3 separate regions of the Homo sapiens genome follow, and all the other regions are linked to region 2. A link is a loop called in an ENCODE intact Hi-C map of the cell type or tissue named here. Cell type or tissue: dorsolateral prefrontal cortex. All regions are shown on one strand.

Region 1 (8,000 bases), 94 kb after region 2:
TGCGCCACTACACCTGCCTAATTAAAAAAAATTTTTTTTTGTGCAGACAGCATCTTCAACTCCTGATCTCAAGAGATCCTTCTGCCAAGGCCTTCCGAAGCACTGGGATTACAGGTGTGAGCTACAGTGGCCAGCCTATTATTAGTATTAATCCATTAAAAATATCAAAATACTGTTAATGGAAATTTAAAACATTTTTTTCAAGATATATCTATAATCCTGCCATTCAAAACAAAATCAAATTTTCTTTCTTTTTTGTTTAGACAACATTTTACAGATTTGCTTTATCAAGAATCTCAAATGCCAAGTGTAGCCAGCCCATTTCAGTGGCCTGAGTTCAGTTTTACTCTTCCCACCCTTTCTTTGTAGACAGTTTCTACTTAGAGACAGAATGAGTTCTCAGTCTTCAACTACATGTAAGGATATGATGTAGCTCATATATACGTTGCTTTTATGTACATGAATTCCTTATATATTTCTTACATATATATTCCTAATATAGACATGCCTTTAATATATTTCTTTAATCTTTCTCCATGTATCTTTTTTTCATTCTTTTCATCATGCTTACTCTCTTTTTGAACTCCCTCCAGTAAGTCCATTAACACAACATAATCTACAGAGTTCAACTGAAACATAAAGCAATACTATTGCTGGAAATGACTAGTTAGCTGAAACGGTGCTCTCTGTCCCGGAGGCCAAGGTGGGGCATTGAGTTCTTCTTTTCCAGCTATAGGCTGCCTCTCAGCCCCAGCATGGAAATTTTATATAACATGTTGAATGGCAACTGGAAGGACATGAGTGATTCCATGCAAACTGCAGCCCCACTGCAAAGACAAAGCAAAAATCCCAGAGGCAGTAGCTTGGTAAAGTCTTTATTACGAAAGTACAGCCTTAAAATAAAGACATATTTATTGGTATGTGGTCTGGTTTAACATTTTCCTCATTTGTGGATATATAAACTGTTCTTCCATTCAACATATCTGGGAAAATGAATGGTTACTTTCAAAGGTAGCTGCGGTTTGAGCAATGACCCTAAAACATGTTAGAATTCATCTTAAGTAGAAACTTCTCTTTGTTTGAGAAAATACTTTATTAGATTTTTTAAGTTAATCAAGCATAAAATCCAGGCAATTTCATATGGAAAAAGCAAAAGATAAATGGATCTTTATGAGAGACTGGTGGCAAATGCGGATGTGTGAAGGGGGCTGGCCGAGGAGCCAGAGGGCTTGGCAGGGTCAGGATGATGAGGAGAAGGGACAGGGGAGTGGCAGTGGCAGGGAGAGGGGTAGGCGAGGCAGGTGGAGAATGGCTTCCAGAAAGACAGAGAAGAAAAGTGGCAATATGTGGCATCCCAATCCCTGATTAGGGGGTAGTCAGTAAGAAATGTTTTGTGTTGGGGAAAAGGGGATCAATGTCTAGGTCACTCCTCTCTGTTAGTCAGTTTGGATTTCTTTTCTGCTCCTCATTGTAATTGCCTACCCTTCCCATCCCATCCCGCGGAAGATTATTCCAGTCTAAAGAGCACCTTAGGCCAAATTAGAAAAAAGATACTACTTCCTCTAAACAAAAGTAGCCCTGTGCCATGGCTCCTGGCTTGGCCCCAACCCCTATTGGGGCCCTAGGCTAGATGCCATTGAGCGGTGAATGATCTCTACAACTACAGGAAGTGGCCTTATGCTAGCTACCTTCCAGGGTCCCAAATCTCCACTACAGTATGTTACGCACAATGGCCTTTTGTCAGCAGAGCTTTGATGGAAGGAAAGGAAAGGAAGAATATTCATGCCTGGAGTGAATCAGTGAAGACACCAGCATCAAGAGGGAAGAAAGAGGGAAAAACTGACCTCAAACCAGGAATTCAGACCAAGAAGTTATAAGGAAACATAACTTATTTTTCTTGCCACAAACCCAGTCACCCATCTATCCTGGGGAACCCTTGGAAACATTAGGAATTTGTGCCCCTCCATCATATACGAATATGTGGATTTTAAAGGAATGTGTAGCCCAGAGGACTGGAGTGTTTGGATATATTTGGGATACACACATTTTACTGAATGCTGACTTTCTGCCAGGCACTGTGTTAGCAGGATTGCCAGATAAGATGTAATGTACCCAGTTAAATTTGAATTTTAGATAAATAACAAATATTCACCTTTACTGTAAGTATGCCCCCAAATATTGCATGAGAAATACTTATTCTAGAAAATTATTTGTTGTTTATCTGAAATTCAAATTTAACTGGGTGTCATGTATTTTTCTTTGCTAAGTCAGGCAAATCAACATGTTCGATGTTGAGTATAAAAAGGTCAAAGAGACAGTAAAACAATAAGGAACTCATAGTTCAGGGAGGGTCTCAGACAACCAGCCAAGAGCAATGCAATGTGATGAATGCCTGGTGGGATTGGCACGAGATGCTCTGGTTGCACAGAAGAAGGGCACCTACCTTGATCTTGGGAAGAAGAGACCTAATTGAGTCCTAAAGGTTTAATAGGGTTATCCAGGTAAATTATGGATAGATAGGTTGGGTAAGATATTGATTCCGGCAGAAGGAACAGATGGAGGAAGGCTCTAGAGTTAAGAGAATACCTAAATACAAATCAGTGTGCTGTGTACAAGTAAAAGAGTAAACAGTGTGTAAGTCAGAGGCACAGTGTGGCTGGGACATATAATGCTGGCTGAATAGGGTCTTAACATGCCATGCTGGGAACTTTAGAATCTCCTGAAGACAACAGGTCCCCATCAAAGAGGAGTGCTTTGAATAGCTTAATGATTTGGAAAAAGTGTCATTGCTGGAATGTGAAGAATGGATTAAAGAGGAGCAAGACCGAAGACAAGCAGAAAAGTCAAGATTCTGGAACAATAATCCCATCAAAAGTGGATGCTAACCTAAAATAAGATAACGACCAAGGATGTAAAGAATTCAAGGAGTCTGGCTGGGCACAGTGGCTCATGCCTGTGATAGCAGTACTTTGGGAGGCCGAGGCAGGTGGATCACCTGAGGTCAGAAGTTCGAGACCAGCCTAGCCAACATGGTGAAGCCCCCTCTGTACTAAAAATACAAAAAATTAGCTGGATGTGGTGGCGCATGCCTGTAATCCCAGCTACTTGTGAAGCTGAGGCAGGAGAATCACTTGAACCTGGGAGGCAGATGTTGCAATGAGCTGAGATCGCGCCATTGCACTCCAGCCTGGGCAACAAGAGCGAGACTCCGTCTAAAAAAAAAAAAAAAAAAGAATCAAGGAGTCTGAGAGATAATGAGAAGATGGAATAACCAGGACTTGAACATGGGTTGGAAGTGGAGCAGTGAGGAAAAAAAGAAAAGAAAAGTACAAAACGACTCTGACATTCCTTGTTTGTGCAATCAGCTAAGTGGGTGATGTTCTCATTCACTAAGAGAGAAAATACGTGAAAAAAACTGGAGGCAGGAGATGTTGAGTTTGTGTTGAGATGCTTGAGGGTGAAAATTCTGAGGGCCACCAGAGTGGGAGTGTACACTAATCAGTTGGGTACATGGTCCTAGAGCTCACGCTTTGAAGGATCTGGGATGAAGATGTGGATTGAAGGTTATCTTTTATTTTTTATAATTGTATTTGTTTTCAATTCCACAAAGATACATAAATATATTTGAGTCATAACAAATTTAAGCAGTAAACATAAATTAATGTATCTCTTGCTTACCCTCCACCCTCCTACTTCCTCACTACAGGTAACTGCTACTGTTTTCACCTGTACTCTTCCGGAACTTTTCCCATGCTTTTACATATGTAGAAGTACCTACAGAAGCATGTTTTGTTTGTGAGTTATTTGTTTGTTTACCTGAAAGGCCTTGAGCTGCCTTAAGTCAGGTTGCCCAGTAAATAGCTTCTGAGATTGAAATTTGTGTGCAGAAGGTTTTTTTTTCTTTTTGAGACGGAGTTTCACTCTTTCGCCCAGGCTGGAGTGAAGTGGTGCGATCTCGGCTCAATTCAACCTCCACCTCCCGGGGTTCAAGGGATTCTCCTGCCTCAGCCTCCAGAGTAGCTGGGATTATAGGCACCTGCCACCACGCCCAGCTAATTTTTGTATTTTTAGGGTCTTGTAATGTTGGCCAGGCTGGTCTCAAACTCCTGACCTCAGGTGATCCAACCGCCTCAGCCTCCCAAAGTGCTAGGATTACAGGTGTGAGCCACCATGCCTGGCCTGTATGCAGAAGGTTTTGTAACAAAATTTATTTTATTTAAGTTCTGGGATACATGTGCAGGATGTGCAGGTTTGTTACATACGTAAATGTATGCCATGGTGGTTTGCTGCACATATCAACCCAATAACCCCCAAATGCCCCGCCCATCAATGATAGACTGGACAAAGAAAATGTGGTACATATACACCATGGAATACTATGCACCCATAAAAAGGAATGACATCATGTCCTTTGCAGGGACAGGGATGGAGCTGGAAGCCATTATCCTCGGCAAACTAACATAGGAACAGAAAACCAAATACTGCATGTTCTCAATTATAAGTGGGAGCTGAACAATGAAACGTATGCAGAAGATTGAATGGGGGGAAATGAACTGATGGAACAGCACCTGTAGGGGAGTGAGGGAAGCAGCTGGGCTGAAGAGCACGTTGAACTGTGACAAAAATACAGAGGATGTTCCAGCTAATCTCATGGGCACTAAAACTAGGATAGGCTTTCAGAGTTGACCCAAATTGAAGCAAGGGGGCTGGAATATTATATCCTCACATTCACCAATCATTGAATGTGAGCTAGCCCTGAGGAGGATGCACAATTTAGAAAATATGACTCCCTTCAGCTGAGGACAATTCCTAGGGAGGGACTCTGTAGTGATCCTTCAGCAGCCAATGCTCCTAGCAGCAGGAGAAATGTGCATTGATCCTGAAGAGAAGACCTAGGAGGCACATCACAGCATCCACTATGCAGGCTATACAAACAGTTCTGAAACTTGCTTTTAAGCCTAAGTCTATGTCCTGGAGATCTACCTCTTTTAGTAGTTAGATTGGCTTTACTCTTTTAAATTGTTCCATAGTATTTCAGAGAATAATGACCCACAGTCTCTTTAATCACTCTTTTCTTGATGTATTTTCAGTTGTTTCTAACTTTTTACTCCTAGAAACAATACTGCAGGACAAATGGATTTCCAGCTTCTGGTGGCGACAGAATAAGTCCCTCCCAGAGGATGCCTGTCCTCCTCTTCTCCTAGAAACAATGACAAACCCTGGATGTATTCATAATAATATGAAAACAACCACCTGACATGACTGGAGTGTGAACAGAAGCAGATTGACTCTTGCAGGGAGTCAATGCTTGAAGAAGAGGAGCACCGTGAGGAGTTCTGCATTTTGCCAACTCTTAGTCAGACTAATGAGGTCTATTAGGCATTTGGCAGCCCAGTAGCAAGAGCACTGATGGAAAACCTTCAGCCTTTCTGGTCAGCAGAATCAGAAAAGTAAAACTGAAAAACTGCTACCGAAGCAAGTAGAAGAATCCTGGAAGGAAAGAGAAAGGAGATAGAAAAAACGATCCCTAAATTCTGTCTGCCCATATCTTAGGCTGATCTCTGAACTATGCATGCCTGGGACAGAATAAAGAAGCTCAGCTAAGCAAATGATTCGAATCAAGACCAGAGCTGCTGCTCACAGAAACAGAGTTTGCACTTCAAGCCCAGCCAAGAAAATTGCCTGAGAAAGCAAAGGGATCAACACGTGTTAGAGAAAAATAGCAGAAATCAGACTCTTCACAATCTCACATTCATAATATACAGGATACAATCCAAAATAATTTGACATATGAAGTATCAAGAAATGGAGCCAACTCTCAAGGGAAAAGAAAGCCAACCACATCTGACCCTGAGATGAACCAGATGTTGAAACCAACAGAGAATAATGTTAAAGCCGTTCTTTTAACCATCCTTGATACAGTAAAGCAAAATACGCTCTTGATGAATAAAATATAGGAAAATTCATCAAAGACATTTAAACAAAAAAGGACCAAAAGGAAATTCTAGAACTAAAAAAATATAATATCTGAAGTTTTAGAATTATTGGATATACTTAGTAACCAAACGGAGATGTCCAAAAAACAAAACAAAACAAAGAGTAAATGAACTTGGAAATAAATCAATAAAATTATCTAAGGAGATGAAGAGGAAAGAAAAAAGATTTTTAAAAATGAACAAGGGACCTCTTAAATAACACAAATGGTTCAACAGACAGGCAGCCACAGGAGAAAGAGGTAGAAAAAAATTTAAAGTAATAATGGAGGAAAGTTTTCCGAATTTGTTGAAAGACAGAAATTTACAGGTTCAAGATTCTTTGTCAACACCAATTAGAAGAAACATGAAGATGCTCACATTGAAACACATCGTAGTTAAGCTATTGAGCCAGAGATAAACAAGAAACCTTGAAAGCAGTAAAAGAAAAATGAATCATTACATATAGAAGAACAGAATTTGATTAAGAACTGAATTCTCATCAGAAACAATGGAAGTCAGAAGACAGTAGAATGACATCTATAAAGTGCTGAAGGAAAAAATGCCTCTCACCCCAGACTGCCTAATCCAACAAAAAATATCCTTCAAAGATGAAGGCAAAATAAAAAACAATTTCAGACAAAAGAGAACTAAGAGAAGTTGTTGCCAGCAGATCTGCACTATAAGAAATTCCAGTGGAAGTTCCTCAGGCTGAAAGAAAAAGAATCCAGATAGAAATGTGGACCCTCAGAGAAGAATAAAGAGCATCGGAAATGGGAAAAAAAGTAGCTGGGGGAATGCAAAAGATTATTTTTTCTTGTTTCTCTTAATTTTAAAAATAAATCTGTTTAAAGCAAAAATCATGACAGGAATCTATAATATAGGTATATATAATTCATAAAACAACTATAACACAAAGAGGGGTAAGGGGTGGAGACGACCCTGTGTATTTGCAAATTTTTCATGTTTTAAGCAGTGTTATTCTGTTACCATGTTAAATGTGAAAAGTTAAGGATATATTTTGTAATCACTATTCAGCTACTAAAAGAAAATGTGGATGCCAGGTACGATGGCACACGCCTATAATCCTAGCACTTGGGAGGCCAAGGCAGTTGGATTACTTGAGCCCAGGAGTTCAAGACCAGCATGGGCAACATAGCAAAACCCTATCTCTACAAAAAGTACAAAAATTAGCTGAGCATTGTGGCACATGCACCTGTAGTCTCAGCTACTCGGGAGGCTGAGGTGGGAGGATCGCCTGAGCCCACGAGGTCAAGGTTGCATTGAGCCAAGATTGTGTCACTGCACTCCAGCCTGGGCAACAGAATAAGACCCTGTCTCAAAAAAAAAAAAAAAAAGCAAAGATGCATAGCTGTAAAGCCAATAAGAAAATGTAAATGAAATTTAGAATATTCAAATAATTTGTAAAGGCAAGAAATGAAGAACATAGGCTAAAACACCACCATAAATAAATGCAATTATTATTTGTCAACTTATATACATAGTACAAATATATACTCTCCACATACACACACACAACTAAAAAAAATTGCAAAAAAACTCAGAGGAGACAAGTAAAACACAAATAATAAAATGGTAGACTTACCCAAACATATCAATAATTACATTAGATATTAATGGATTAAACAATTCAGTCAGAAGGCAGCAATAGTCAGAATGCAGTTTATAAACTAACAAGAGACACACTGTAATTCTTAAGACACAGATATGCTCTAGGTAAATGAATGAAAAATATATATACTATTCAAATGAAAAGCATGAAAAGGTTCATGTGGCTATACTATCCTCAGGCAAAATAGATTTCAAAATCTCAAAATTGTGTCTCCTAAAAAGATATCCTAACCCCTGGTAACCATGAATGTGACCTTATTTAGAAATCAGATCTTTACTGAGGTAATCAAATTTTGCTGAGGTCATGGTGGATTGGGGTGGGCCCTAATCCAATGATTGGTGTCTTTATAAGAAGGGAAAAATATGGCCACACAGACACAGAGGTACACAGGGTGA
Region 2 (8,000 bases):
AAATCACAATGCAGATGATTATGGATCAGGGTATATGTGATGGTTAATTTTGTTTGTCAACTTGATTGGGTCAAAGATACCCAAATAGGTGGTTAACCATTATTTCTGGGTGCATCTGTGAGGGAGTTTCTGGAAGAGATTCACATTTAAGTTGGTGGACCGAGTAAAGCAGATGGTCCTTTCTAATTTGGGGCAAGGGATGGGTGGCGGGCATCATCCAATGCAGTGAGTATGGAACAAAAAGACAGAAGAAGATTAAATTTGGTATCTGCTTGACTGTATGAGCTGGGATATCGATCTTCTCTGGCCCCCAGCCCTCTTGGATCTCCGTCCTTCAGATGCAGGCTGGAAGCTACACCATTAACTGTCAGGCTTTCAGGCTTTTGAACTACACCACCGGCTCTCCTAGGTCTCCAGCTTGCAGACAGCAGATCACGGAATTTTTCAGCCTCCATAATTTTGTTCCAATAACTTCCAGTGAATCTCTTTGTATATTGGTTCTATTGAATCTGTTTTCTCTGCAGAACCCTGATTCATTCAGCTTACTAAACCAGTCAGCAGGCTATGGATGGCACTTTGAAGGCCATAATTTTGAGACCCTGCAAAGCAGGTGAAGGAGAGAAATTTATAACTAAGGCTCTTCACCCATTCTCCAGAAGAATGCCTTTATTTCTTTGTCTCCAAAATCTAATGTAGAAGCCAGCAAGCTGCTGCCAACAGCAGGGAGCCTGACATGAGATGGAACACTGCTGTCCCTGTAAAGGAGTCAACACCATGAACCGTTTTGAATACATGAGAACAGCCAACAGCCACCAAGGCCATACAATATCTGGCGACCCAGTCAGGATGAGAATATTGGCTTTAGCCATGATAAAGATAGTGACAGTTTATATGAGGGTTAGCATCAAAACAGGACAGTTTATAAGAACCCCAAAGCTGAAAATCTTTTAAAAACCCTAAGCCAAAATCTCGATGATGTGCTGGTACAAGGGGCGTTATTATTTAACTAAATATTAATAGATTCCTGTCCTTTTGGCTTACTTCTCTGCTCCCTCTCTCCTTCAGCTATTTTCTATTATTTTTTCCATACACACAAATGCAGAGCTTTTTGGTACTTGCTTTGTAATCCAGTGCATAGAGATGTTGATTCCCATCTCTAGGGGCAAACAATTGTACTATGTTTTGTTTTTTTCCCTATTGTATGCCAAAAGAAAACAAACCTATTCTGTTCTCTGTTTATAGAACTGTCTTTGTCTAGCTGTCTGTCTACTTATCTATCTATATCTATCTATCTGTCTATCTATACCTACCTATTTTATACATATTTTTTATTTCAATAGCCTTCGGGGGTACACATGGGTTTTGGTAACATGGATGAATTGTATAGTGATGAAGCCTCAGACTTTAGTGCACTCCTCAACTGAATACTGTACATTGTACCCAATATGTAGTGTTTTTTGTTTGTTTGTTTGTTTTTAGACCGAGTCTCGTTCTGTCACCAGGCTGGAGTGTAGTGGTGCCATCTCGGCTTACTGCAACCTCCGACTCTCTGGTTCAAGCAATTCTCCTGCCTCAGCCTCCTGAGTAGCTGCGATTACAGGCATGCGCCACCATGCCCAGCTAATTTTTGTATTTGTAGTAGAGACGTAGTTTCACCATGTTGGCCAAGATGGTTTTGATCTCCTGACCTCGCGATCCACCTGCCTTGGCCTCCCAAAGTGCTGAGATTATAGGCATGAGCCACCGCGCCCAGCCCAATAAGTAGTTTTTTTATTCCTAGCCCTCTTTCCACCCTCCCTCTTTCTGAGTGACCAGTGTCCATTCAGCACTGTCTTTCTAATCACAATTCTTCCTGTGAACTCTGACTTCTGTTGGCTATCTGTTTTAGCCCTTTCAACAGAAATGAAAATACAGAAAGATGTTCAATTGGTGGGAGAATTGCCTGAGCCTGGGAGGTGGAGGTTGCAATGAGCCGAGATCACGCCACTGCACTCCAGCCTGGGTGACACAGTGAGATCCTGTCTTAAAAAAAAAAAAAAAAAAAAAAGATGTTCAATCTTTTTAGGGTGACAGAGCAAATCTGTAACTCTACTTACAGTCAAATACCAGGTACTGATGTCCCAAAATTTCTTCTTGGAAAGAAGGAACCATTTTATTTTCATTGGCACCAATCATAGGATGTTTTCTTCACTATTTAATTTTGAATAACACAGTTCTTTTCAGGGAAGACACATTATCCTGAAACACCCTGAATTAATGCTAGATTTGAATGTCTATAAGTAGGATTTGTGAACTTTGATAAATATTTAATCATTCTTTCATTTGGGTGAATGGCCTTACATTTTCAAGAATGGGTGTTAATGTGAGTGAGCCTTTTAAATATCACTTTTTTGAAGTATTACAGTAAGTGATTGCATAGTAAACATTCAGAATATGCAACTTCAGGAAGAATGAGAGAAAACTGTCCTAATACTATGCTGTGGCTTGGGATAAAATTGAGATATGATGGAGGAAAAATATGTCAATTACCAGATATCTTTATGTGAAATATAAGATAATATATAAAATGGGACTGGGCATGGGGGCTCATGCCTGTAATGCCAGCACTTTGGGAGGCCAAGGTGGGTAGTTCTCTCGAGCCCAGGAGTTTGAGACCAGTCTGGGCAACATGGTGAGACTCCATCTCAACAAAAAAATATACAAATTAGCTGAGCATGGTGGTGTGCACCTATAGTCCCAGCTATGTGGGAGGCTAAGGTGGGAGGATCACTTGAGCCTGGGGTGGCTGAGGCTACTGTGAGCCATGATCATGTCTCACATGATCATGGCAGTGGCACTTTAGCCTGGGTGACAGAGTGAGACCCTGTCTCAAAAAAATAAAAAGTTAATATGCTTATATAAAACGATATTAACACATCAATTTTATAAGTATATATAAAATGATTTATAATATGTGTATAACTAAATTAATACATTAACTATTTTTAAGCAGATGATTCATGATTTTTAGCTATGTTCCTAGAATTTTTGGTGACGGGAAGGGGAGCATTTACTTGGGCAATGGGAGTGTCTCATATTTGACATTGCCTTATATTAGGGCATATACTGTAGATGCATAAACAATGGTTGAATCCTAACCAAGCTTGGGGTGGGGGGAGGAAGAACAATGAAGACATTCACAACAAATTATTTTCTTTTCTCTGTGTTATCAAGAAAATGTGTTTACCAGTCTTTATCTTGATTCCAGATCCACAGCAAATGATGACTCTTCTCTATGTATGACGATGATGGTTTGTGAACCAAACTCTGGATCATATAAAAATGAGTGTTTGAAATACTACTTCAAAAGTAGCCACTTCTGAAGATTCTATACATTTATTCAGAGAATGACAGTCATGGGCCAAACTGCTTGGGAACGCCTCTTGGAGGACTGCCTTCAAATCATCACTTCACAGGCTGGACGACAGGGCCAGGCTCCACACTTTATAGACAGTCTTTTTGTTTTCTTTTTTTTTTTTAACCCCAAATGGTTATACTCATGCCATTGACCAGCTTGGCCTCTGGATGACTTTTGGCTCTTTCCAGAAATCATTAAATTCACTGTCTTCCACTGACTCCCATCCCCCATCCCACCCCAAAGGAAGAAGACTTGGCACAGAGTAGGACTTTCAGAAAAATGCTCTGCAGGCTCTGAAGACAATTCTGCGAGAGGAGTTCCAAATGTTTAGAGGAAAAACAAGACAACTAGAGTCAGTATATGACCTCCCAACGAGAATGTGCTGAAAAGAGACAAAATTCCTTAGGGTTTCTAAGTTCTAGAAGATTACTTTTTAAATATCATTTTATGTTCCTATGCCACATTTAAAATGTACAAACCTTGCATGCCATACCAGGTAGCCAGATTGAGCAAATATCTTCACGTGTTTTCTACTTCAATCAAAATAGAAAACCTTAAGCTTTTTTGCTTTTGAGACTAAGCCTATAAACAAAAGTACAATTTATAAACCTGCTATGCACATTGGCAGGAACCTATGACATAAAATGAATATTTAAACTTGGGTTATTTGGCAAAATGGTGGTACCATCCTCCCAGTAACAATGCTAAACATCAGAACACAAGCAAGCTCATGATGCAATCAGCACAGGGGTGCGGGATCATTATCTTCAGTTGTTCACTTGCAGAGGGACTGAAAGCTCAAGTTATATAGACTTGCCTCATCTGTAGGCCTGGTGAATACATCTTCCATTTTACATTTTGGCTCCAGGATATGACATTCTCTCCATATATCATCTGCTGGTTTTCTTCTTTGTTGGACAGTTATTTTGTTAGGAATTCATAACTCTTTATGTTTTGACACAAGCTCCCAGCACATAAGCTATTCCCTGATTGGAAATGAAGCTGTTTAGAAACTTGTTTTAACTCTTTCAATTCATTAGGGTGTTATTTAGTAAGTTCACTGAAGCAGTAATTTCCCAAGTAGAATTAGCTGGCCCTTTATATGTTGTCAAATAGCCAACTTTCGAGCTGGAACAATCCAACAAATGCAGTTATAACGCAACCAAAACCAGTTAAGAAATAAGTGACTTTGGGGATTTAAAAAGAGAAAGTGAGTCCAGGGAAATTTGCTAATTCTTTTGGAAAGAACTTAAAAATTAGGGAATGAAGGAAAACAAATTGGACTTCACATATTTGGATTTCAGAACAACATTTGATTTAGAATAGTAATTCTATGGTTAGATTAATTCAAGCCATATTAATTATTTGAAGATTGTAATGCATGATTCTAATATGATGCTCATTCGATTCACATTTCCCATTACCTCTGAAGAGTACATATCTCCAAACGGAGTTATTTGGAATAAGTCTTTTACTGTGCACAAGTTTAGAAAAAATTTCCAGGAATTTATCCCAAAGGAAAACCCAATAGAAACAAAAACAATTTGTATTTGCCCACACTAGTGCATTTCTCTGCCTTCTGCCAGACATTTTTTAGATATTCTCAAATCAAGTTCTCATTTCTGCCTCTGGCATCTCACTGCAACAGTACCAGACATTGATATAGTCTCGATAACTTTCAAAAGCTTTCTTTGTACATCGTCGGGTCGGATCTGTGCAATTATTTTGTGGGTTTAAAAATGCTTCTCTACCTAAATGTAAGCTCCTAGAGGGAAGAACTTTGTCTATCTTGCCTACTTTTGTATCTTCAGAATTCAGAAACGTGTCTGGTACGTAGAAAATGTCATTAACCATTTGTTGAATTCTGTAGATGAGGAAACTCAGGGCCTACAAAAGAGTAATAATGATGCTTTTGTTTAGCTCCATAAAGTCTTCAGACTGCTATCTTATTTATTCTGTTATTGTAGAGTTCCATATTTTATGAGGACACTGCCTTCCTTTTTTGTCACAATTGCACATTATACACAAACACACACACACAAACACACGTACATCTATAGCTGTTCCATGATTTTTACTTACGCCTCTTTTTGAGCAATTATATCTATAAAATCATGAGTTTTATGTGCTAGTTATATTTTTTCCTAATACACATAAGAACAAATAAATCATTTTATATAGAATTAAAAAGTAGATAAAAACTGGATTGTGCAAAATCATCTCACATCATACAAATTGCTATCCCTACTACATTTGGAGCAAGTCTGTTATGTTGGATCCTTTTAGTAAGCCCATGAGAGAGGCCACAGGAGGTAAGCAAAGCAGGCTTTGTTAGCTCCAATTTACCAGGGAATAAACTGAGGTGAGTGCGCACAGGGTCACACAACTACTAAGTGTGGATCTAGGACTCTGGCCCCCAAGTCTCCTCACTGCCTGTTTAACATCTTCTACTATCTTCTACCCCTCCTCCAGCATTCCTGGGGAAATCTACAGCTAAGCTGATATTTGCTCTCTCTGTAGATGGCTCTCTGTTCTGAGAGTCTAGCTTAGAGCTATTTGGAAACAATCTTATGAGGATGAACTAGGGACAAAGAGGTCACCTTAGGCAGGTCTTAATTTGTAATTTTATTCAAGGGAGGAAGTACATGCTAAGAAATTGTTGCTGAAAACTGTGTCTAATTGGTAATAATGAGAAAAGGGTGGGAAAGGATGGAGAGTTGGATGATAAGGGAAAAAATAAAAATTGGCTTAGAGAAACATGCTCCCTGGAAGCTCATTTGCATGTACTATAAAACCATGTAAGGCTTGTTTTGTGCAATGATATAATCATAGTTAAAGTCGATGAGCATACCTACTACAAACCAGGTGTGTCACCTGCATTATCTCATGTATCCTCATGGCAGGTAAGTTTCTTGCTTAGAGAGTAACCTGCTTAGGATCACACACCTGAGAGGGGGCAGAACCAAACTTTGGACAGAGTCCCTCTGTTTCTTAGAGTGCATTTTCTTTCCTTTTCGTCTGCATGACTGTGTTGATACTAGCTCAATTGTGATGAAGGGCTCACATTAATTTTCAGTATATGCCTACATTTTGGCCAGATGATAAATTCAAATAATGCTGTACATTACAGAATAAAAGCCTACACGTGTCCTTTAGGCCAGTTGAGATGGGCAGCTGTGAGGTGTGGTCATGGTCTTGTAGTCCATATTCATCCGAGATCTGGCTTAAGACTTGGATCACTATGGGGCAACTATAGGATCTTTTTTTTCCCACCACCCTACCTGGAGTGGACCTAGGGGTCCTTACTGAACTGTGCAGTAAAGATCTGAAGTTGGCTAAGGTGCCCATGAAATCTTTAGGACTGGTCTAGATGAATAGAGTAATCAAATGTCAGGGGGCTAAAGTCCAAAATAAGGTCTTCCAAGGCTGCCATAATCTTGGTCCATATTTTTTAAAGTGACTTGGAATAATCTTGACATTGGGTTCAAGAAAAGATGACAAGGAGAAGTGCAAAATCTGTCCTCCCAGCAGTTGTTCTTCTGGCTGATAGCTCCTTGTACTTTATGCAGCTCTGAGCTCTCCTGTGCCATTTAGCATTGCATTCTGATGGACTGTAGATGTTAGAGAATAGACAGTCTAAGGAGCAAGAGAAATATTTTTTCCTAACTCATCCCCTGTCTTTAACCTTCAAGCAGGGTATGTATGAGAAGATGTTATAAACCTACATTGTAAAAAGCACTTAATATCTTAAAGCAAAAAGAACAGCAAAATGTTTTTGGCGATGCATCCCAGTTCATATACCTCAGGGTCAGGAAGTCTTGAAAAAAGACTAAACAAAACCTTTTCTGCAATATCAGTCCATTGATCTATCATCAAAAGAAAGTAAAGAGCAAGCTCTCCCAATGGGAAACTGCTATGGTTTGAGTTTGTCTCCACTGAAACTCATGTTGAAATTTGATCTTCAATATGGTGGTGCTGGGAGATGAGACCTAGTAGGAGGTGTTTGGGTCATGGGGCAGATCCCTCATGAATGGCTTGGAGCCATTCTGGTGGTAGTAAATTCTCCCTCTTGTGAGACTGAATGAGCTCTTGTGGGAATGTTTCCAAGATATCGGGTTGTCATAAAGCCAAGGTGCCCCTTGGGTTTTGCCTCTTGGCATTTGTCGGCTTCTCCTTTGGCCTTCCACCATATTTTGATCCAACACAAAAACCCTCACCAGAAGTTAAGGAGATACTGGTGTCATCCTTCTTGTATTTCCCCACCTGCAGAACTAGGAGCTAAGTACACCTCTTTTCTTCATAAATTATCCAACCTTGGGTATTCTGTTATAGAAACATTAAATGGATAAACACAGGAAAAATCTCACATTTTGAAAGGTCAGAGAAGTTTCAATTGACTACTTATGGAAGAAGTGGAGGAAAGTGAGGATCTCCAGAACTTACAAAAGGCTAGTGGCTCTGTATGGCAAGGAAGAACCACCACCAAACAGTTTGATGTACAGAGTTGGAGATGAACAAATTTTGTACTGAGAGAAGGATGGAGATAGTGTATATAAAAGAAATACAAGGCCTCCCTTTGTCTGTTCAGACAAGCTTGGCTTGG
Region 3 (8,000 bases), 67 kb after region 2:
ATTCATTTACCTGCACCTTTGTCATGTCAGCTTCATCCTATTTTCATCCTGGTGGCAAAATGACTCCAAAAGTTTTTGTTTTACATCCTCATCCTCTGGTTCTGAGAGGAAAGGCAGAACAACAACAACAAAAAAACTTGAATACCAACATTACACACCAGAATACCAGTCTTGAGATTTACCCTGATTAAACTATTTAGGTTACATGGCCACCCTAAACCAATGAGAAGTTGAATATCTTTGGTATGAGCCAACCAGACCCATTCCATAGGTAGAGTGTAGGAATGGTAGATACCTAATTGAAAACAAAGTACTATTAGAAAGGAAAATGTGTACTTTGGTTGTCAACTATCAGCATTCATTAATCAATGTTATCAGGCTTTTAAAATAGTCTTATATTATTATCATTTGAAAAAATAACATTAATCTGTATCTGAAATTATTTTATTTATATGTCTCTTTTTGAAGAATCTAAAGCTCCATGAGAACAGAAATTTTCCCTGTCTTATTCATTTCACTTGTAAGACAATGCCTGACATTCAATAAATATTTTCTTAGTGAATGCATGAATGAATGAATCTTGTTTATCCTGAATCTCTGAGACCTTCCACCATAAAGTCCCAAACCTCCAGGCCATGAATACTTCATTTGAGATGCTTGGGCTTAAAGCTTCACAGCTGGTAAGTGGATGGCCAAAACCTGAACTCAGGCTGGCTGACTCCACTTATTGTGTATTTCCAACTATTCCAAGCTGCTCTAATGTGTTAAAATAAGCCCACAGAGTTTTAACACAGCTGTGTTCAGAATCCATGTAGGAAATACATAAAACATTCTGACAGTTAGTATCCAAATAGTAATTTGGAAGATTAACAAGAGTTTAAAACTGGGCATGAACCAATATTTGCTTTTCTTTTTTTTTTTTTTTCTTTTTCTTTTTCTTTTTTTTTTTTTTGAGACAGCGTCTAGCTCTGTGTCCCAGACTGGAGTGCAGTGGCATGATCTCGGCTCACTGCAACGTCCGTCTCCAGGTTCAAGCGATTCTCCTGCCTCAGCCTCCTGAGTAGCTGGAATTACAAGCATAAGCCCCCATGCTCGGCTAATTTTTGTGCTTGTAGTAGACACAGGGTTTCACCATATCAGCCAGGCTGGTCTCGAACTCCTGACATCAAGTGATCCCCCCACCTCGGCCTCCCAAAGTGCTGGGATTACAGGCATGAGCCACCACATCCGGCCCAATATTTGCTTTTCTTATCTGGAGCTATCAACATACTCCAAGTTAAAATCATATCCCGCCTAATAGTATGTGAAAGAATGGGATTGATCTGCTGCAAGTCTAGTTTCTCATTTTGCAACAGCAATAATATAAGGCATGTTATAATTTTCCTTATTGGATGTTGCCCCTGATTAAAATAAACCCTTTTTATCTGATAGACTAATGGGGAGATTTAATCAATAGAGAAGAGAACTAATGTTACCTGTCTACCATGACCTGGGTACTTCATTCATTAATTTACATCTTTTCATTTGTATCCATTTGTTGCATGTTATTAAGTACCTTTCATGTGGTAGGCATCATGCTAGGGGCTAATGATGCAGCATTTAGCATAGGCTAGAGAGACATTGTAGTGCATCAATTAAAATAATGAACTCTCAAGTCAGAAAAATGGAAGTCCAAATCCTAGCTTTGCTGTAGCCTGTAGATCCTGGGTATCCACAGTGGACTTCTCTGCATCTTATTTTCTTCATCTCACAGAATTGTTCTTTATTTCACATACAGTTGTCTTGTGAGGCTTAAGTGAGATAATATAATTGTTGCCCTTGCTGTGTCTAGTATAGTGTCTGACACATCACAGTTATTTAATTAAATGTTATTTATATTACCAGAAGGTCCCTATCCTCAAGTTGCTTACAATAAATAGACATAAGTATTGACGCTTAATTTTTCTTAAAATGCTCTGAGATAAGTGTTATTCCATTTTAGAAACACGGAAACTGAGAATTTCAATAGTTCATTCAAGGACTGAATTAATTAACAAATGAGTCAGAATTCTAAATACAAAGATATCTCAGTCTGAAGCCCATGTTTTCACCAATTATCTGAATGAGAAATTGAGAGACAGGGCTTCTAGTCCTGATTTTAGACCAGTGATTCTCAACCCTGGAGAGCTTTATAAAGCTCCAAGTGCCAACACTCTGTCCAATTCACTGAAATCAGAATATCAGGATGAAGGCCTGGACACTGCGTATTTTCAAAACCTGTCCAAAAGATTCTAATGGGCAGCCAGGGTTGAGAATCACCTCTCAAGGCTTTACCAGCTTCACACTCTGTATGGCATCAATTGTCAGAATGAGACCACTGCTGGTAGAAGGAGGAATGTTCCAGGTCTTTCCTCCACTGGGGCTCTATGGTCTCCACTGTGTGTTTTGGGGAAAGCTAGTGCAGGTAATGCTCCCTTTACTGAACACCATTGCTATGGGGTCATAAGACACCCTAGAGTATCCATGTGGCAGACCCAGTTCTGCACGAGTGCTTGTGGAGGAGAGTGGTAGGAACTCAGTCTCTCTCCTCATTGTTGGGTCGATAGATCAACAGCATCTTTCACACACAGAAGAAGGAGCAGCTTGGGAAATGTCCCAGAAAAATGCAGCTGTTCTTTGTTTCTGGAGAGGAAGCCAATAACATTTTGTTCCTTGGGGTTCTCAAGAATGAAAATGTGTGCATAGCTATAAAAACAAACAAACCCATAGGGATAGTTCTCTTACTAACCAATATGTCGCATATATACTTATTTAAGCTCATTCAACAGTAACAGGTATTCTGGTCTATACTCTACCATGGACTTTGTGTTGAGATGGTCAGCAAAGGGAAGAAGGACAGTTCATCAGCCACTGGATGCTCTCTGGGATATTTCAATTACTCAGAAATCAAATCTTCTGCAGCTTCTTAAACTACTATCATTTTAAGAACTCATCCTAAAGTCTAGTCCACATAAGTCTAAGCTGCCCACTCTCTGATTTGCTCCTTGTAGTAATTCTGTGCAATACACGGTCATGTATCATTATCCCTGTTTTACAGAGTTGGAAACCAAGGTTTAGGAAGGTAAAATAACTTGCTCAAGGGCTAGAAAATGCATGGCCTGCACTCAAACACATGTCTCTGGATTCCAAATTCTCAAATTATTCAATTGAGTCAGGAGGAAATTATACTATTTAGGCACACCACGGGCCAGAAGTCAGCCAATCAACCAAATTAAAGCAGAGGCATTTGAACAAAGACACAGGTATTGGATTCTTATGATTTGTTACTGATATATTATGGCTTTAATGACCTCACTCCCTCTTTGGGATCCAAGACAAATGTGCACAAGACCAACAGGTAGGACCCGGGCTCTCATTGTATTTGCTCTTCCTCACGGCATGTTGCCCCTAGCCCAGCCTCAAGCAGCAGGCAGTATCGAGCCTTCAGGTATCTAGCCTCTGGGACAGGCCCATGGGCCATGCAACGTTCAGTTAGAGGCTGACTAAGAAAACTGCCGTGCATGAAAGGCAGTTGAGAAGAGTAACCCTTGATAGGTACGGGTGTGAGACCTCTCTAGACCAGCACTGTCCCATAGAAATATAATGTAACCACATGGGTAATTTTATATTTTCTAGTAGTCACATTAAAAAGAGTCAAACAAGTGAAATAAATTTTAATAAGGTATTTTATTTAACCCAATATGTCAAAAATATTTCAGCATGTAATATATAAAAAAATTAGCAATAAGATAGCTTACATTCTTTTTTTGGTACTAAGTCTTTAAAATCTTGGGTACACTTTATTTTTGCAGCATATCACAAGTGCTAAGTAGCCATGGGTGTTTAATACCTTATTGGACAGCACAGGTCCAGACCATCTCAACACAATTATTAGACTGATGTATTTAATATATATTAATATAGAATATATAAAGTTTGCTGATGCTTTCTCATTATTTGGAGTTTAATTTGTAACAAGCTAGTTTTCAATTTAATGTAAAGAATAAGGCTTTGGTTGGTAAGGCAGTAGAGTTTTTTTGAGTATTAGTATTGCCAGATACTGGGTTTTGCTCTAGGAGCACAGGATGAGCAAACGCAACCCTTTTAAGAGCCCTGGAGTGCTTTGAGTAGAAATATTAAGAAAAGGATAACTATGCATCTGTCTGAAGTTCTGAGGGTACAGTTCTAATTACAAGCTTGTGGGGCTGCAGGGAGAGATACTGAATAACGGAGATCTAGATTTAAAAATCAACAAGTGGCCAGGTGCGGTGGCTCACGCCTGTAATCCTAGCACGTTAGGAGGCCAAGGCAGGTGGATCATTTGAGTTCAGGAGTTCAAGACCAGCCTGAACAACATGATGAAAACCTGCCTCTACTAAAAATACAAAAATTAGCCGGGCTTGCTGGCAGGCACCTGTAATCCCAGCTACTCGGGAGGCTGAGGCAGGAGAATTGCTGGAACTCAGGAGGTGGAGGTTGTAGTGACCCAAGATTACACCACTGCACTCCAGCCTAGGCAACAGAGCGAAACTCTGTCTCAAAAAATAAATAAATAAAAATAAAAAATAAAAATCAACAAGTATTTGAGCTCTAGTTGTGAATTCCACAATTCTTATGTGTTGTAGGTGATATGAAAAATGTATAAAATAGAATTTTAAGAACTTAGCAGACTTACCTAAAAAAGGACTGTCTTAGGTTTGGTTCCCTCAAGGTTCCCCACTAAGTTGGGTTTAAGTTGCTTATTTGAGAGGCAATCTCAGGAGACATGACAAGGGAGTGGGGACCTGAGGCCTTGAGGAGATGTAAGCGGATACAGGACACATGATGAACGGGTTACTGCCATGGGCAACTGGAACTGCATCGCACTGGGGATTCCCTGAGAGATTGGGTGGAACATGGCTCAGAATCCACTCAATGAAAGGTAGGGGATCTGGGGCATTTATCTTCCACCTCCTATCCCTCATTCATTAAAAGTCTCATCTGGGATGTTAACACCCAGCACTCTGGCTGCCCATACTTGAACTGAGCTTACTCCTGCTGCCAGAGAACACCCTTAGGAAGAGAAGGAAGAGGCAGAAAGCTATAGATGTGCATTGGAATTATCACAGGCTATTCTGGTGTAGGCCAAGAAGATATGATTTAGGTTCCTGCAGTGTCTACAATGATAGTTAACAGTCCTAAGTCCTTACCGAGTTACCAGACACTGTCTTTACCACCGTCCATGTACTCATTCATTTAGTCCTCCCGACTATAAGGTAAGTACCTATTACTATTACTAAAAAAGAGGAAATATGGTGAGGAGAGGTTGTGTAATTTTTTCAAGGTCATACAATTAAAAAGGGGCAGAACCAGACTGAGTTTGGTGTCTTAGTCACTGTTTCATTAGTTATCAAATAGTATGAATTGCATAAAAACTGAATCTGCCTTTCTGAGAAAGCCTTCCTGGTTATATTTTACAAATTCTAAATATGTATTTCAACAGAAAACTAACTTTAAAAGTCTCAGTTTTACATTCTGGACTATCTAGACTGTTCTTACCATCAAATTCTCTGTCTGGTAAGTGGGAAAGAAAAGTTCTTTAAACCCAGAAATATTAATAGATAAGGCAGGGTTATCACAGACAGAGGCTTGCAAAAAAGAGAGACGGTGAGTATTATAGAAATTAAGAGTATGTTTATAGGTCAAGTCCCAAGACTGCACACCTCCAAAAATTTCACAAAATCATGGCATACAAAGACCTCTCTCCCTGCAATCTTTGCTCAGGTAAATGAAATATTGTGGGGCTGGCCTTGTAGCTCCTGAAACTAATTTTTCTTTTTCTCTCATCCGTGGACTTCTGTTTGACTTCTCCATCAGATCTCTCTTCCCCACACCTGAAGAGTATCTCAGGCAGACCTTTCCCCTTCTAGTTACTGTCACATCCCAAGCAGGTCTTATTTTCAGGTATCACAAAGTCTAGTTCCTCTAAACCCAAACTTCAGTTTCTCATGTGCTTCAAAGCTCCTCTCCTCTGCCATTTCGGGCCTGACCCAGACTCAGATACTTGCATTAGGGAAGAGCAGAGGGTATTGATTGGTTCTTTATTCACCTGTGACACCCTCCCCCAACTTCCTCTGCTGCATCGAACTCCTCCAGAACCAGGGCAAGGGGATGGAGAGAGGAGAAGAGGCAGAAAGTCTTATCTGAGGAGCACTGCTGCAGTACAGTCTTGGTGCCACCTACATGGCAAACCCTGGCTTTTTCTTTCATCTTCCCAGTTTTGTTGGCTTGTTGGAGATCTCCTTGCAGGGACATCTCTCCGAAACCCCCTTAGCTCCTACATGACAGTTTACCCACCAGTCTCTTTCTGCTGGGCTGGCCAGTCCCTGAAGGTGGGACTGGACTGGTGGGGCCTGGCTCCTTTCAAGGCAGCCAGAGTCCGGCTGTCATTTGAGGTGTCCTTCCTGCCCCCATGAATGACACTCATTCCTCCCACCTCAGGTGAAAATGCTATTTGTTTTGCCTTTAGCTCTCTCTCTTACCCACCATCGAGGCTTGTTCCATCAGCTTCCCCCTTTGGATTTTTGCAGGCTTTATGCCCTCCCAATCCTGGGGAACATCTGCTGAACTTTCCTAAGAATTAGCTCTGATCCCATAGCAGCCTTGCGCTTCTGCAGTCTGCAAGCAACTTGCTTTGGAGTAGGTGGGCAAGATTGAGAGGTATTCTCCCCTGCTGACCAGCGCCTTCACTTCCCCTCCCCTCCCATTATACACTTGCATTGACTAAGAGGAGGGGAGGAAATATTCTGTGTTCAGAGAAATTCTCCCTCACTAACCTTCCAGCATCATTATTACCTTTTCCTTTTCGTTTCCTTTTCTTTTCTTTCTTTTTTTTTGTTTATTTGTTTGTTTCTTTGTTTTTTTGAGACAGAGTCTTACTCTTGTTTCTCAGGCTGGAGAGCAATGGCATGATCCCGGCTCACTGCAACCTCCACCTCCCGGGTTCAAGCAATTCTCCTGCCTCAGCCTCCTGAGTAGCTGGGGTTACAGGCCCTCGCCACTACACCCGGCTAATTTTTTTTTGGCATTTTTTGTAGAGACGGGGTTTCTCCATGTTGGCCAGGCTGGTCTTGAACTCCTGACCTCAGGTGATCCACCCACCTTGGCCTCCCAAAGTGCTGGGATTACAGGTGTGAGCCACCACGCCTGGCCCATTATTGCCTTCTTTCTATGTAGGTGAAGGTGTGTGGTGCTCTATGAGTTACAAAAGTGGTTCCAGCCTCTTAGCAAGTCCTGCGCATGTTCTAATATCTATTGCCCTCAGCTTTGGAGGTTGAATCAAGACCAGGACCCATCCTATGTAATATCCTGTGGCAGAGAAAGAGAGACAGCGACCTCTCCAGGCTGGCTTGAACACAGTCCTGCTTACACACACTGAGAATCATCAGATTACCCCAAGCTCTCTTCTAACATTCAGGGTTTGTTTTTGTTTTTGTTTGTTTGTTGATTTTTTTTTTTTGAGACAGATTCTCACTCTGTCACCGAGGCTGGAGTGTGGTGGTGCCACCTTGGCTCACTGCAACCTCTGCCTCCTGGGTTCAAGCAATTCTCATGCCTCAGCCACCCGAGTAGCTGGGATTACAGGTGCGCACAACCATGCCTGGCTAATTTTTGTATTTTTAATAGAGACAGGGTTTCGTCATGTTGCCCAGGCAGGTCTCGAACTCCTGACCTCAACTGACCCGCCCATCTTAGCCTCCCAAAGAGCTAGGATCACAAGCGTGAGACACCACGCCCAGCCCCAACGTTTAATTTTTAATATTCACAAACTTAACCTCTGTTTGTTTTCTCTAACCCTAAGATCATTCCTAAATTGCTTAAGAAGTGGGGAAACTACTTTTTATTTCTTTTAGACATATGGAAAAACATAAGCCAGGTATAATACTGAAAAGTGATTCAAGCACCCTCAGCTCCACCAAAATACGAGTCATTTAACAATAGAA

Evidence for each region. Peaks named below come from ENCODE experiments on the same cell type or tissue, not always from the same donor. Only the 100,000 strongest peaks of a DNase experiment are listed, where the experiment ranks them.
Region 1: a loop joins it to region 2, with 1.9 times the contacts of the local background. A loop is called at or near these places in 2 of 110 quality-filtered maps.
Region 3: a loop joins it to region 2, with 9 times the contacts of the local background. A loop is called at or near these places in 4 of 110 quality-filtered maps.

The regions. Positions count from the first base shown.
Region 1 is chr5:38,771,006-38,779,005 of GRCh38, forward strand. All of the region lies in intron 2 of OSMR-DT (OSMR divergent transcript), which reads right to left. Among named protein-coding and RNA genes, the nearest start is that of LINC01265, 55 kb to the left of the region's middle. In dorsolateral prefrontal cortex, no CTCF peak of the experiment used is centred here; no DNase peak of the experiment used is centred here.
Region 2 is chr5:38,677,077-38,685,076 of GRCh38, forward strand. No RefSeq gene overlaps it. Among named protein-coding and RNA genes, the nearest start is that of LINC01265, 39 kb to the right of the region's middle. In dorsolateral prefrontal cortex, no CTCF peak of the experiment used is centred here; DNase peaks (open chromatin) are centred at 731 and 3,445; H3K27ac peaks cover 6,133 bases.
Region 3 is chr5:38,743,917-38,751,916 of GRCh38, forward strand. OSMR-DT (OSMR divergent transcript) reads right to left here. Exons shown (of 4, transcript NR_109951.1): 3 at 11-101. Among named protein-coding and RNA genes, the nearest start is that of LINC01265, 28 kb to the left of the region's middle. In dorsolateral prefrontal cortex, no CTCF peak of the experiment used is centred here; no DNase peak of the experiment used is centred here; H3K4me3 peaks cover 613 bases; H3K27ac peaks cover 2,874 bases.